Linked DNA regions of Homo sapiens: region 1 is linked to region 2. A link is a loop called in an ENCODE intact Hi-C map of the cell type or tissue named here. Cell type or tissue: PC-3. All regions are shown on one strand. Each heading gives the region's core, and the rest is flanking DNA. Links, peaks and the distances in the headings are about the cores only.

Region 1 (6,348 bases), core at 861-5,860, 200 kb before region 2:
CGATTGCGTGCTCACAAGGAAAGAAAGGGAAGAGATTGACAGAGACAGAATGAATTCTGGAAAGTCAGATTTGCCTGGGTCTGCTTAAAAGTAGGGGGAAAAAGCAGAGAGCTCTCGTGGATACTCCTTAAGGTACTTAGTATAATGTGCCTACGATCATCTCCATTTCTGACAACCAGCAACTTCTTTCTTGTGGAGGAGTTAAGAAGTGGTGGGTGAGGAGCAGAAGTGGGTGGGGAGAGAGGCTGGAAGTGAGAGGTCCCAAAATGCATCCTCCACTCTGGGCATAGGTAGTAGTGTGAGGAGAGGAGGGGGAGGGGAAAGGGGAGGGGAAGGAGGGGGAGGGGAAAGGGGAGGGGAAGGAGGAGGAGGAGGGGGAATGGGAGGGGGAGGAGAAGGAGTGGGAAGAGGAGGAGGAGGAGGAGGGGAGGGGAGGGGGAGTAGGAAGAGGATGGGGAGGAGGAGGAGGAAGGGAGGGGGAGGAGAAGGGGGAGGAGTGGGAGGAGGAGGAGGAGGGGTGGGGAGAGGAGGAGGGGTGGGAGAGGGGGAGGAGGAGGGGGAGGAGGAGGAGGAGGGGTGGGGAGCAGGAGGAATTTCCTTTGCTACAGATGTCAGCATTAGTTGCATTTCCCATGTGTTTGAGGTTTCATCTTGATCCCACAATGCTTGAGCTCATTATACCTGGTGTGTTCAGCAGTTTCTTGAACCTGGAAAATGTATTTAAGGTGCTTAATCAAACATTCAGTAAAGGAGTCTCAGCTGAGGACAGAGAAGTCTGTAGTTCACTTATATAAGGACCTTTCTAGACCACAAAAAAAGAAGGTAAACAAGATCCTTTGAGATTTACACAAGAATGCAGGGCATGTCATCCTTTGGGTGAACATGTTTCTATTTTGGCATTTAACTGTTGTTTGCATGCACTAAAATATAATAATGAACCTATTCCAGCCATTTTAAGAGGGAGGGTTGTGTGTGTGGGCATTTTAACTGTAGAATTCTTTGAACTAGAGATTATTCAAAGTTTACTTAGGCAAATGCTATTATGTACTAAGTAAAATTTCAATTGTGTGAAACAATGCCTCTGTAAAAAGCAATTGCTGCAACCTAATGAACTTCAGACCCTTCAGGTACAAAGGAATTCAACCAAGTAAGGCTAAAGCCAATGATCCCCCAATACTGACGGCTTTGGTAGTGTCAGTTGACTGTGACAAAAGAAAGAAGGTAACAGTGAGCATCTGAAAAAGTGAATCTCCTGTGGTTACCGACTAGCAATAAATTAAGAAGGTAAGACCCACAGAATGCCTTTGAGCATAATGTGATGGGCGGGGGGGGGGGTTTGTTTAAATCAGATTATGCAGGTTGACTTTGAAAAACTGCATTTGTCTTGGATATGCCTCCCCTTCCCTTCTACCTAAGGATTCTGCTAACCCTAGAGTCACATCTGAATATGGAGAAATACGATCATTTTGGAAGAAATCTCGGATTTGGTGTTAGATAAAAGTGATTTCCAATTTCTGCTATGCAGTTTGCCAACTGTGTGACTTTGAGCAATTTACACAACCCTGTTGTGCTTCCATTTTCTCATCTCTAAAATAAGGACTATGATAATACCTATGTCATAGCATAGACTATCAAATGATGTGTGTGAAATTGTTTATAAATACACAAGTGCCATCCACCTCTAATTCACACAGCCTGTTCTTTTCCACAGCATGTGCTGGATGTCAGTGATTGGAAAATTTACCTTTTCCTATGTCTGTCCATTTCTTCTACATTATTCGTTCTTGTCCCTTTTGGAGGGAATGGTGCCATCCAACTGTGCATGGTTCTATACCTTGATAACAGCTCCACAGAAATTGAACTTAATGTATGCTGCAACACGTGTCTGAAAATAAATGGGCTGTGAGACAGGAAATGCTAGTTCTGCCTCTCTCCCAGTGAAGTCGAGATGAGACAGCTGTGCCTATAAATGAAGCCATTTGAAGAGTTAACATGGAAGACAGCTCCACGTAATTGCGAACTTCTGTGGAGCTACTCACAGACCATGCTCTAGAAATTAATAAAAGTAGTGAATAAGATGGGAAGGATGCACAAAATGAAAACCAAAGGAACAAATTAGTTTTCCTGTATGGTTCAACAGCACTAAATCCAAAGGCTGCCAGGCTCTGCTGGTCTGTGGTTTAAATGGGATTTTTAAATGATTTACATCAAGGCTATGTAAGAAATCAAAGCAAAGCAGGATAAAAATAAGGAATGATGTCACTTGTGATTCTAGTGGGTAAAAATACACTGAGACAAGGAAGTAATTGGTAATTAAAATAATGAAAGAATTCATCATGTTTGCCACTAAATTGAAAGCTAACATGTCATGTTTGCCAATATTTTCATCATTCACTTAATTTCAAAAAAGTTTCTCATCCACTCAAGTGTGTGTTTGTTCATTCATCCATCTAGACAAAAAAATTTCAGAGATTTCTCTATATACCAGGTACGATCATCAGAGCTTTTATACGCTTTTCACTTAATTCTTATAACGATCATTCTCCACAGGTAATATTATTCCAAGATTTAAGTCAAAGAAATTGAGTTGCTTTATCACATATCAATATGATAAATTTAGCCAGAAATGAAATTGTGATTTGAATTCAGTTTTTTTCCTTTAGTATCTGATATGATACCTTTTCCACTACAAGAGAACTGCCTGTTATGCACTCAACTGGTATATTAAAGTAAATGAAAATTTTTGAATTAAAATATAAATGTAAGATCTTATTAGTAATTTCTTAATAGCCTCTGAAAATTGGAAACAACATATGAGGCGCTTACACTTACCTATAGTGTAGCCAGAGTGAGAGGGTGGTAATGGCAAATTTCTTTCTTTGTACTTATGCCATGAAACCTTATTTGTTGGATTTTATATATTATTGTTCATCCTGCCAGGTAGAATTTAAGGTATTTATCTTATTTATTTCATTACCTCCTAGACTATGCTTTCTCATCAGAAACCTACACTGTAAGTTTTAAAAATGCGCATTTCTGAGTTCCATCCCTATCTTACTGAATCTGAACTTCTGGGATTGGGCCAGAGAATCTTCATTTCTTTTTGAGACATGTTCTCACTCTCACCCAGGCTACAGTTCAGTAGTGTGATTACGGCTCATTGTAATGCCTCATTCGTAGGTTCAAGTGGTCCTCCTGCCTCAGTCTCCCAAGTAGCTAGAACTATAGGCAAGCACCACCATACCCAGCTAATTTATTTTAAATTTTTTTGTTCAGACAGGGTCTCACTATGCTGCCCAGGCTGGTCTCTTACTCCTGGCCTCAAGTGATCCACCTGCCTCGGCCTCCCAAAGTGCTGAGAGTACAGATGTGAACCACTGCACCTGGTCTGAAATCTGCATTTTTAACCAGCAGACCAGTTCATTCTGACATGCTCGAGTTTGAGAACCACTGACCAGGCGATCCTCTATACCAAGCCCACCCACAGTGTTTGCTGGCAGCATGGCTGACTCTTTCAGAAGCTAATTCATCTGACAGGTCCTGACCCCCAAGTCTGGGCCCAGCACTGTGCCAGGAGGCCCTTCCAGCTACACCACATCACATGAGGTCACATCACATCAAAACCCATGTGTCTCGTTCATATTCCATGGCGACTGTTGGCTCACCACAGTCCTACTCAGAGTTCTGAGTCAGCCTCAGAAACACTGGGAGCTCTGGGCCACCTCATATCGAACATGAGTCAGAGCTGTGATCTCTGCTTCCCATTCCTGGGCTACGCTGCTGATGTGGTACTGGATTCCTTCCTAGTCAATCAACACAGACCTTCATTTCTACAGAGTTCTCTCACCCCCAAGTAAATAGACTAATTTCTTTCTGGTTGATTTAGGTATTAAAATTAAAGATGTAAAAATATTTATTTACTTGGGTAATGATGAATGAGTGCCTTGCAGGAGTAATGATTAATCATGCTCCACCTGGAAACCAGTGCCAAAACGACTCTGCTAATAGAATCCATCAACTGCTGAAATAAGTGATTGCACTGAAGCTTGCTTTATTGTAAGTTCCTTAATTTTACATTCTAGTTACATGTTGTCATTTCCTAATAAAAATTGTTTGGATTCCTTCCTGAAACATTTGGGGTGAGTCTCGAGGAGGTATTTTGCATTAGCTAAACACTGAATCATAAAACCATATTCGTTATTCTGGCAAGGTGACACATATTTTATTCTATGAAATTTAAACAACTATTTAAAATTAGAACAATCAGTAATAATTGTTAAAAATATGAGAACTATAATATTGTATGAAAAGAGCTCTCAGTCACTAACTAAAAAATATTTCTTTGCTGCCTATTATACATGGGTAGGTCAACATTCGGTGTAAGTAATGGCATAACTGGAGTTAGGTGTAACCTTCAGGGATTCTTTACTACCAGTAATTGTCTAACCCAGAAAGTATTTCTGCTGCCAACTCCCATCAGGGGAGCTTTGGCAGTCAAAAAAGTACTTCAGAACTCTCTATGTTACTGTTGTCAACTAGTTCAAACTGCATTTTGTTCTTCATGGGAGCAACAGGGTAAGAAAACCATGTCCTGGAAAATCACAGTGGTGAGAGTTGGCTCTAGATACACCTGTGAAGGATGGAGAGGCAGTTGTATATGCATCTACTACCATTTTCCTTTCTAAATTTTGGTGGAAGTAGAATAAACACAATCTTTGGAGTCAAAGCTGAGTTTAAATCCTGGTCCTAACTTTTATAAGGAAACTGAGACTTAAACTTTGTTTTCTCTAATTTGTACATGGAGTTTCCTGGCTGCCCCTGCCTTGGTTTTTCAACTGGATAATCCCAGGTAAAATGGGTTTCTTATGCTTCAAGAGTCAGTTTGGATGTTATCTTAGAAGCCTACTCTCAATCCTCCAGCTAGACAGGTGATCATTTTCTCTATACTTCATATCACTTATTATATTCTACTTCAATTGCCTATGTACTTTGGAAAGGAGACTTTATTTTTTATAAAGGGTTACAGACTGCAGGGTAGCCATCCTGCCAGGCTGGGAAGTGTAGCCTCCAGCAGAGACTGTTAACAGGCACTGCATAGGAGGGGGGGTTGGGGCAGGAGCTTTACGCTAAACAGGTTGGCTACACATATATATTCAACAGTTATAGGAGAAGCTATGAATATTTACAAAGAAGATCCTGATGCATGCATATTGAATAAACATGCATGTTACATGTGTCCCATTTCACGTTGGGAGTGGAGACTTCACCTTTAAATGCATTACAATTGGGTCAAAAAAGTGAAGCGAAAAAAACGAGGCACTCTAGCATGCAGCCTCTGTAAACTGGCCAGAACCATCCTATAGTTAGTGGCCTCTTATCAGAAGAAAGTTACTGAAATCAGCTTCTGGTTCAATCAAAGCTATAGTTACGGCTTGTGGAACAGGGAGTTAGTCTGCGTCTGGTGGTGGATGAGCTATAATTGTTTTTAATATTGCTTATCTTGAGGCCGATGCTCGTTTAGCCACTATGGAAAAAGAAATCTGGTGGCAGTTAGAACAGAATTTATTCTTTAAGTGTAGGGGTGTGTGACTTAACCCTTGCCTGGTATGGTGTTAGGTCTTTATAATTTGGTATCTTATTGCCACAAAGAGTCTGTTCCATCAGTCTTATGATCTGTTTCAGTGTTAATGCTGGTCAGTTTTCATGTCTAAACCACAAAAAGGAGGGTATCATGAAACATGTTTGAACTCCCATTCCATCATGGCTAGGAATTCAGTTTTTAATATTTCCCTGGGGTCCCATTGGCTAAGAGAGGGGTTCATTCCATCCTTGGGGGCTAGGAATTTTATTGTTAGTTCTCACTTTTTTTTTTTTTTTTTTTGAGACAGAGTCTCACTCTGTCACCCAGGCTGGAGTGCAGTGGAGCAATCCTGGCTCACAGCAACCTCCAGTCTCCCAGGTTCAAGTGATCCTCCTGCCTCACCCTCCCAAGTAGCTGGGACCACAAGCATGCACTACCACGACAGGCTAATTTTTTTGTATTTTTAGTAGAGACAGGTCTCACCATGTTGGCCAGGCTGGTCTTGAACTCCTGGCCTCAAGTGATCCACCCGCCTCAGCCTCCCAAAGTGCTGGGATTACAGGCATGAGCCACCATGCCCAGCCAGTTCTCACTTTTAAGACAGATAACTTCATGGTGCAGTATATGTCACATAAGGTGTGAATAAATATTTGGAAAATTTGATCCATAAAATATGGATAGTAGTAACCATTTCAAAAAGTGACCATAAGAACTAGGAGATGATCACTTCCGTTAAGTTCCTGCCACATAGTAGGCACTCAATAAGT
Region 2 (6,348 bases), core at 797-5,796:
GACTAGGTAGGTTTTAATATCTATGTGTTTCATTTGCAGATAGTAAGTGAACATGACCAAAATTCATAATGCTTAAGCTTTCAGTTAGGGCCAATTTTGTCTTCTCATGGTTATTTGAACCCTGAAAATGTCCAGTTACTATTTATTCATTAAGGGCTTGAGCATATTAGTATCTACAGGGCAGACCTCTCTGCTGGTGTCTGGGCCTTTTATTTATCTGCCCCATGGCCATAACACTTAGATGTCTGTTAAGCCCTACAAAGTCAACTGATATCTGGGCTGAACAGATTCATTATACCACAAATGGGCTCCTCTTCCCCTATTCCAACCTTAGTGGGCAAGAGTCATGGGCTCTGGTGCCAACATCCAATTAAATGATGCTTCCTCATCCTCACTCACCACCCTGGGCCAACTCATCGGCACCTCTCACTTGGATAGATGCCTCCTGATTTGTCACTTAATCTCCTGTCTTACTCCTTTCTTTTTATATTTTCTACTCTGCTGAGATTAAAATTTGATCATGTTACCAACCAGTTTATAATCCTTTGTAGGTTTCCAAGTGTCCTGCTTTAAGGTTCAAATTGTTGTATATGGTTCATAAGGCCATGTACAATCTGACCCCTGCCTACCCTCCCATCCTCACCTCCAGTTATTAACCTTCTCACACTCTATGCTCTAAGTTGGTTGGATTCCTTTCAGTTTATTAACGTGATATTTTCTTTCTTGCCTCTTGCTATTCTCCTGTATAGAATATACCAGCCTGACTGATCGCTAAGCTCACCCTCACTCATTCTTTAAGTATCATCTTAATCCATACTTTTTCTAAAGTGGTTCTTCCTTACCCCTTGAGTTACTTTTGATCTCCCTTGACAACTTTTACTTTTCTATTTTCATGCTTCTTTGCTTGTATAATTATCTGCTGTTGCCATTCAATTATGAGCTCTAAAGAAACTTTGCATGTCTTTTAAAATGAATTTTACCTTCAAGTGTTAGCACGGGAGGTACTCTGTAAATGTTTGAGCAATAAATAAATACATAACAAATAATAAAGCATTTAAAAATACTTCAATATCTATGATACATGACCAAGATGAGTTTAATCAAGCAATCGTTATGTACAATGTGAAATGTGTTTTACATTTTTTATTTCATTAAAACATTCTGCTCATGACAACTAATAGGCTGCCACCTGTAGTTTCAAAAACACTGTTATGACTGCTCTGTTGATGTGAAAATCATTTCTAATTGATGATATTTTTAGTAATTGCATTCATTAGGAGATGGTCACATTCTTTTTGACTTTTTTCTCTAAATATTAAAATCACAGTGGAGATTTGTGATATTTATAACCTATAGATAGCTGGACTTTTCAGCTTTAAATTATGGACATAATAACTTAAAAAATCTTGTGCAATGTTTGTAGGGGTGTGTGTTTCATGTGTAATTTACATTTGTGTTATAAATATTGGGGCACTGAAACTCAGGTACCCTAACCAGCATGGTAGACTCACAGTTTTGGAACAGAACTGAAAAGCCATCTAATGCTTTATGTGATCCCCTTTCTGAAGGTCTACGCAATTCTTTATAATGTTTTATGTGTTCCTTGGAAAGAACCACTGTTAGAAAGATTTTCTTCTGTCAAATGTAATGCATAAATTCAGCTATTTTAATGAGGCACATACAGTGTGCTGGGCACTGTGTGTGGCCCTGGTGATGCAACGGTGTGGAATGTGGTCATGGTTCCATTACCACAGAGCGTTGGAAACCTACCCCTTCCTATTGCTTCACTCTCGTTGCTTCCTTTACCTTCTTTATAATCTGAAACTTGGTTCTTCCCCAGCCTTTAAATAACGGATGCTTGTTTTCACGTGAAGTGCTCTTGATAACAGTAGGAGGTGGTATCAACAGTCTTTTTCTTGCTCTTCATGTGTCTTCCAAGTGATTCCACGTCCATGTTCTCCCAAATCCACCTGTGCTAAAGTCCGCCATTTGGTGATACAGGATTTTCATGTCATCATTTCTACTCATTCTGCCCTCTCTTGAACCTCACTGTTTCTTTCATTCATCATAGTCTTTGACACTTGATATGTCAGGGTCCCCCTTATTCTATCTTTGGCTCTTGACCAGGGCCCTTCAGTATCCCTAAGTTTGTTCACCTGTGGGCCTGCTTTATCCAGTATCTTGATTTGCCTCAATCTTAATATTATCTTATTTTTACTTCAGCAACCAAGTACATTGAACATATATTTTATGGTTCGCTTTAATTATTTGGAGATTAGATTTTAAATTCCACAGATTTCTGTTCTTCAAATCCTTGTTACTACAATACTACCTCTTAGTCCTAGGCAAAAAGTTTACCTTTATAAAAAGCCCTTCTCTGCTTCTCCTCTGGCTACAAGCCTTCTGATGGGCTGAGGCTTTCATGGGGCCAAATGCAAAAGCCCACTTGGAGCCTCTGTACTTCCTTCTCAGACTGCATGCTGAGTCACAGGATGGACCAGATGTGTTGGTATGAGATGAAGTCAGGCCGGGAGACAAGATGGCAGGCTGAGAACTGGGGCTGGCCCTTCCTGTGCTGTCCATTCCGGTGTGGTCCTCCAGCCCTTCTGGATTGTCATAAAGGTAGGTTAATCAAGAGATGAGTAGTAGACATATTTTATATAACAATTTGCTAGGTTTCATTATAATTTTTAAACGTGTAGGTATCTAGTGTGGGGAACATCATGTGTACTCTGGCTCTAGGCCTCACAAAGGCTAAGGCAGGGCTGGCCTCAATACACACATTTCACCCACACTCTGATCTCTGGTCCCTTGGCTTCTTCCATTTCATTAACGTCTGTCAGTTTTTCTTAATGCCTAATAATTTCAACTCATTTTTGTGTGAACTCAATTCTTTTTTTTTTTTTTTTTGAGATGGAGTCTCCTTCTGTCACCAGCTGGAGTGCAGTGGCGCGATCTTGACTCACTGCAAGCTCCACCTCCCGGGTTCACGCCATTCTCCTGCCTCAGCCTCCTGAGTAGCTGGGACTACAGGCACCTGCCACCAAGCCTGGCTAATTTTTTGCATTTTTAGTAGAGACGGGGTTTCACTGTGTTAGCCAGGATGGTCTCAATCTCCTGACCTTGTGATCCACCCACCTCGGCCTCCCAAAGTGCTGGGATTACAGGCATGAGCCACCGTGCCGGGCCTCAATTCTTTACCTTCTTTTCTATTTGAACTATCTGTTATACAAAGCCTGAACTACAAGTTGATTTTACGATCTGCCTTCTTGGCTTTCACATTCTGTCTTCTAAATCATGCTGGATAATAATTGACATTATACATTACTGCACTCCAAACTGGTGTGACATGTAGATGACGGTCTAAGTCCACTTTGTATTAGCAGAAAAAACTTTTTCCCATTCGTATGAGCAGGATATCAAATTTTTATTAAAACAACATATTAGATGACCCATAAATCATTATATGTTTTTATTTTTTTATATGTTAGATTTGGTAGATTTATTGTAAAAAATGGTCTCAATTTTCTAGTTCTTCTATATCCATGCCATATAAAACATGACTTTGTAGCTCCTTCCATTGGGAGATAATATTAACTTCCCCATGTCTTGAATTTTGGCTATCTTAGTGATTTTCTTTGGCCCATGGAATGTGGTAGAAGTGATTAAACCTAAGACTCTAATAGCTGTGTGCACTCCTGCTCTCTCGTTGAATCCCTGCCACCACCATAAGGACAAGTCCTGAGTTAGCCTACTGAAGGATGAGAGAATATATGAAGGAGAACTGAGTCACTCCAACTAAGGCCAAACTACAGCAGCATGCTACAACCTGTCTGTTGTGTGCAGAATCATGGGCAAGGTCAGCCAACATCAAGTGAGCCAAGAAAGTCACCCAGCAAACTTGTAGATTTGGTAGCAAAAAATAAATATTTATTTTTATTTGTCACAGTTATTTTGTGGTTGCTTTTTAATATCTTACTATTAAGGCCATTAACAATGGATATCTTATTATGATGGTCAGTTTTATGTGTAACCTTGGGAAGGATGCATTACCAGTCATTCATGCAAACACTAGTGTAGGTGGTGCTGTGAAGGTATTTTATAGATGTGAGTAATATTTATAATCAGTTGATTTGAAGTGATTATTTTAGATAACCTGGGTAAACCCAATTCAAGCAGTTTAAGGGCCTTAAGAGCAGAACTGAGGTTTTTCAGGACCAAAAGGAATTCTGTTTGTGGATTTATAGCTTCAACTCCTGCACGAAAGTTTCAGCCTCCACTTTCTGACAGCCATCCCTATGGATTTTGAATCTGCCTAACCAGACTCCCAAATCAAGAAAGACAATTCCTTGCAATAAATTTCTTAATATATACTTCCTGCTGGTTCTGTTTCTCTAGTTGAAACCTGACAAAAAAGTGATACCTTAGACTTAAAAAAAGAAATGGATAACAATAACAATAATAACCATCTGTATTAGTTTATTTCATGCTGCTGATAAAGACATATCTGAGACTAGGCAATTTATAAAAGGAAGAGGTTTAAAGGACTTACAGCTCCATGTGGCTGGGGAGGCCTCACAATCATGATGGAAGCTGAAAGACATGTCTTCCATGGCAGCAGACAAGAGAAGAGAGTTTGTAAAAGGAAACTCCAGTTTTTAAAACCATCAGATCTCGTGAGACTTACTATCATGAGAACAGCACAAGAAAGACCCGCCCCCATGATTCAGTTATCTCTCACCAGGTCCCTCCCACAACACGTGGGAATTATGGGAGTTACAAGATGAGATTTGGGTGGGGACACAGAGCCAAACCATATCTTTCCACCCTGGCATCTCCCAAATTTCATGTCCTCACATTTCAAAACCAATCATGCCTTCCTAACAATCCCCAAAGATTTAATTCATTTCAGCATTAACTCAAAAGTTCACAGTCCAAAGTCTCATTCCTTCCACCTATGAGTCTGTAAAATCAAAAGCAAGTTAATTACTTCCTAGATACAATGGGTGTACAAGCGCTGGGTAAATACAGCCATTCTACATGGGATAAATTGGCCAAAACAAAGGGGCTACAGGCCCAAAGCAAATCAAAAATCCAGCAGGGCCATCAAATCTTAAAGCTCCAAAATGATCTTCTTTGACTCCATGTCTCACATCTAGGTCATGCTGATGCAAGAGGTGGGCTCCATGGTCTTGGGAAGCTCTGGCCCTGTGGCTTTGCAGGGTATAGCCTCCCTCTCAGAAGCTTTGATGGGCTGGCATTGAGTGTCTGCCACTTTTCCAGGTGTACAGTGCAAGCTATCCATGGATCTACCATTCTGGGGTTTAGAGGATGGTGGTCCTCTTTTCAGAGCTCCACTAGGCAGTGCCCCAGTAGGAACTCTGTGTAGGGGCTCTGACCCCACATTTCCCTTCCACACCGCCCTAGCATAGTTTCTCCATGAGGGCCCTGCCCCACAGCAAACTTCTGCCTGGACATCCAGGCATTTCCATACATCCTCTGAAATCTAAGCAGAGGTTCCCAAACCTGAATCATTGACTTCTGTGCACTTGCAGGCTCAACATCATGTGGAAGCTGCCAAGGCTTGGGGCTTGTACCCTTCAAAGCCATGGCCTGAGCTCTACACTGGGTCCTTTTAGCCATGGGTGGAGTGGCTGGGACACAGCGGACCAAGTCCCTAGGCTACACACAGCAAGGGGACCCTGGGCCCAGCCTATGAAATTTAACATATAGCTCCTTGTTACTTATGCAAATTTCTGCAGCCAGCTTGAATTTCTCTCAGAAAATGGAATTTTCCCTTCTATTGCATTGTCAGGCTGCAAATTTTCTAAACTTTCGTGCTCTGTTTTTCTTTGAAACCAAATGCTTTTAACAGCACCCAAGTCACCTCTTGAATGCTTTGCTGCTTAGAAATGTCTTCTACCAGATAGCTTAAATCATCTCTCTCAAGTTCAAAGTTCCACAAATCTCTAGGGCATGGGCAAAATGTCGCCAGTCTCTTTGCTAAAACATAACAAAAGTCACCTTTGCTCTGGTTCCCGACAAGTTCCTCATCTCCATCTGAGACCTCCTTAGCCTGGATTTCATTGTCTATATCATTATCAGCATTTTGGTCAAAGCCATTCAACAAGTCTCTAGGGAGTACCAAACTTTCCCACATTTTCCTGTCTTCTTTTGAGCCTTCCAAACTGTTCCAACCTCTGGCTATTACCCAGTTCCAAAGTCACTTCCACATTTTCAGGTATCTTTTCAGCAACACCCCACTCCTGGTACCAATTTACTGTATTAGTCTGCTTTCACACTGCTGATAAAGACATACCTGAGACTGGACAATTTACGAAAGAAAGA

Evidence for each region. Hi-C counts contacts between places; a loop is a spot of excess contacts. Peaks named below come from ENCODE experiments on the same cell type or tissue, not always from the same donor. Only the 100,000 strongest peaks of a DNase experiment are listed, where the experiment ranks them.
Region 1: it touches region 2 in a loop (14-fold over the local background); 2 of 110 quality-filtered maps call a loop at or near these places.

Annotation. Positions count from the first base shown.
Region 1 is chr21:25,367,812-25,374,159 of GRCh38, reverse strand. No RefSeq gene overlaps it. Among named protein-coding and RNA genes, the nearest start is that of LINC00158, 61 kb to the left of the region's middle. In PC-3, for the core only: no CTCF peak of the experiment used is centred there; DNase peaks (open chromatin) are centred at 3,709, 4,059 and 4,459; H3K4me3 peaks cover 954 bases; H3K27ac peaks cover 2,686 bases.
Region 2 is chr21:25,167,031-25,173,378 of GRCh38, reverse strand. No RefSeq gene overlaps it. Among named protein-coding and RNA genes, the nearest start is that of LINC00158, 260 kb to the left of the region's middle. In PC-3, for the core only: no CTCF peak of the experiment used is centred there; no DNase peak of the experiment used is centred there.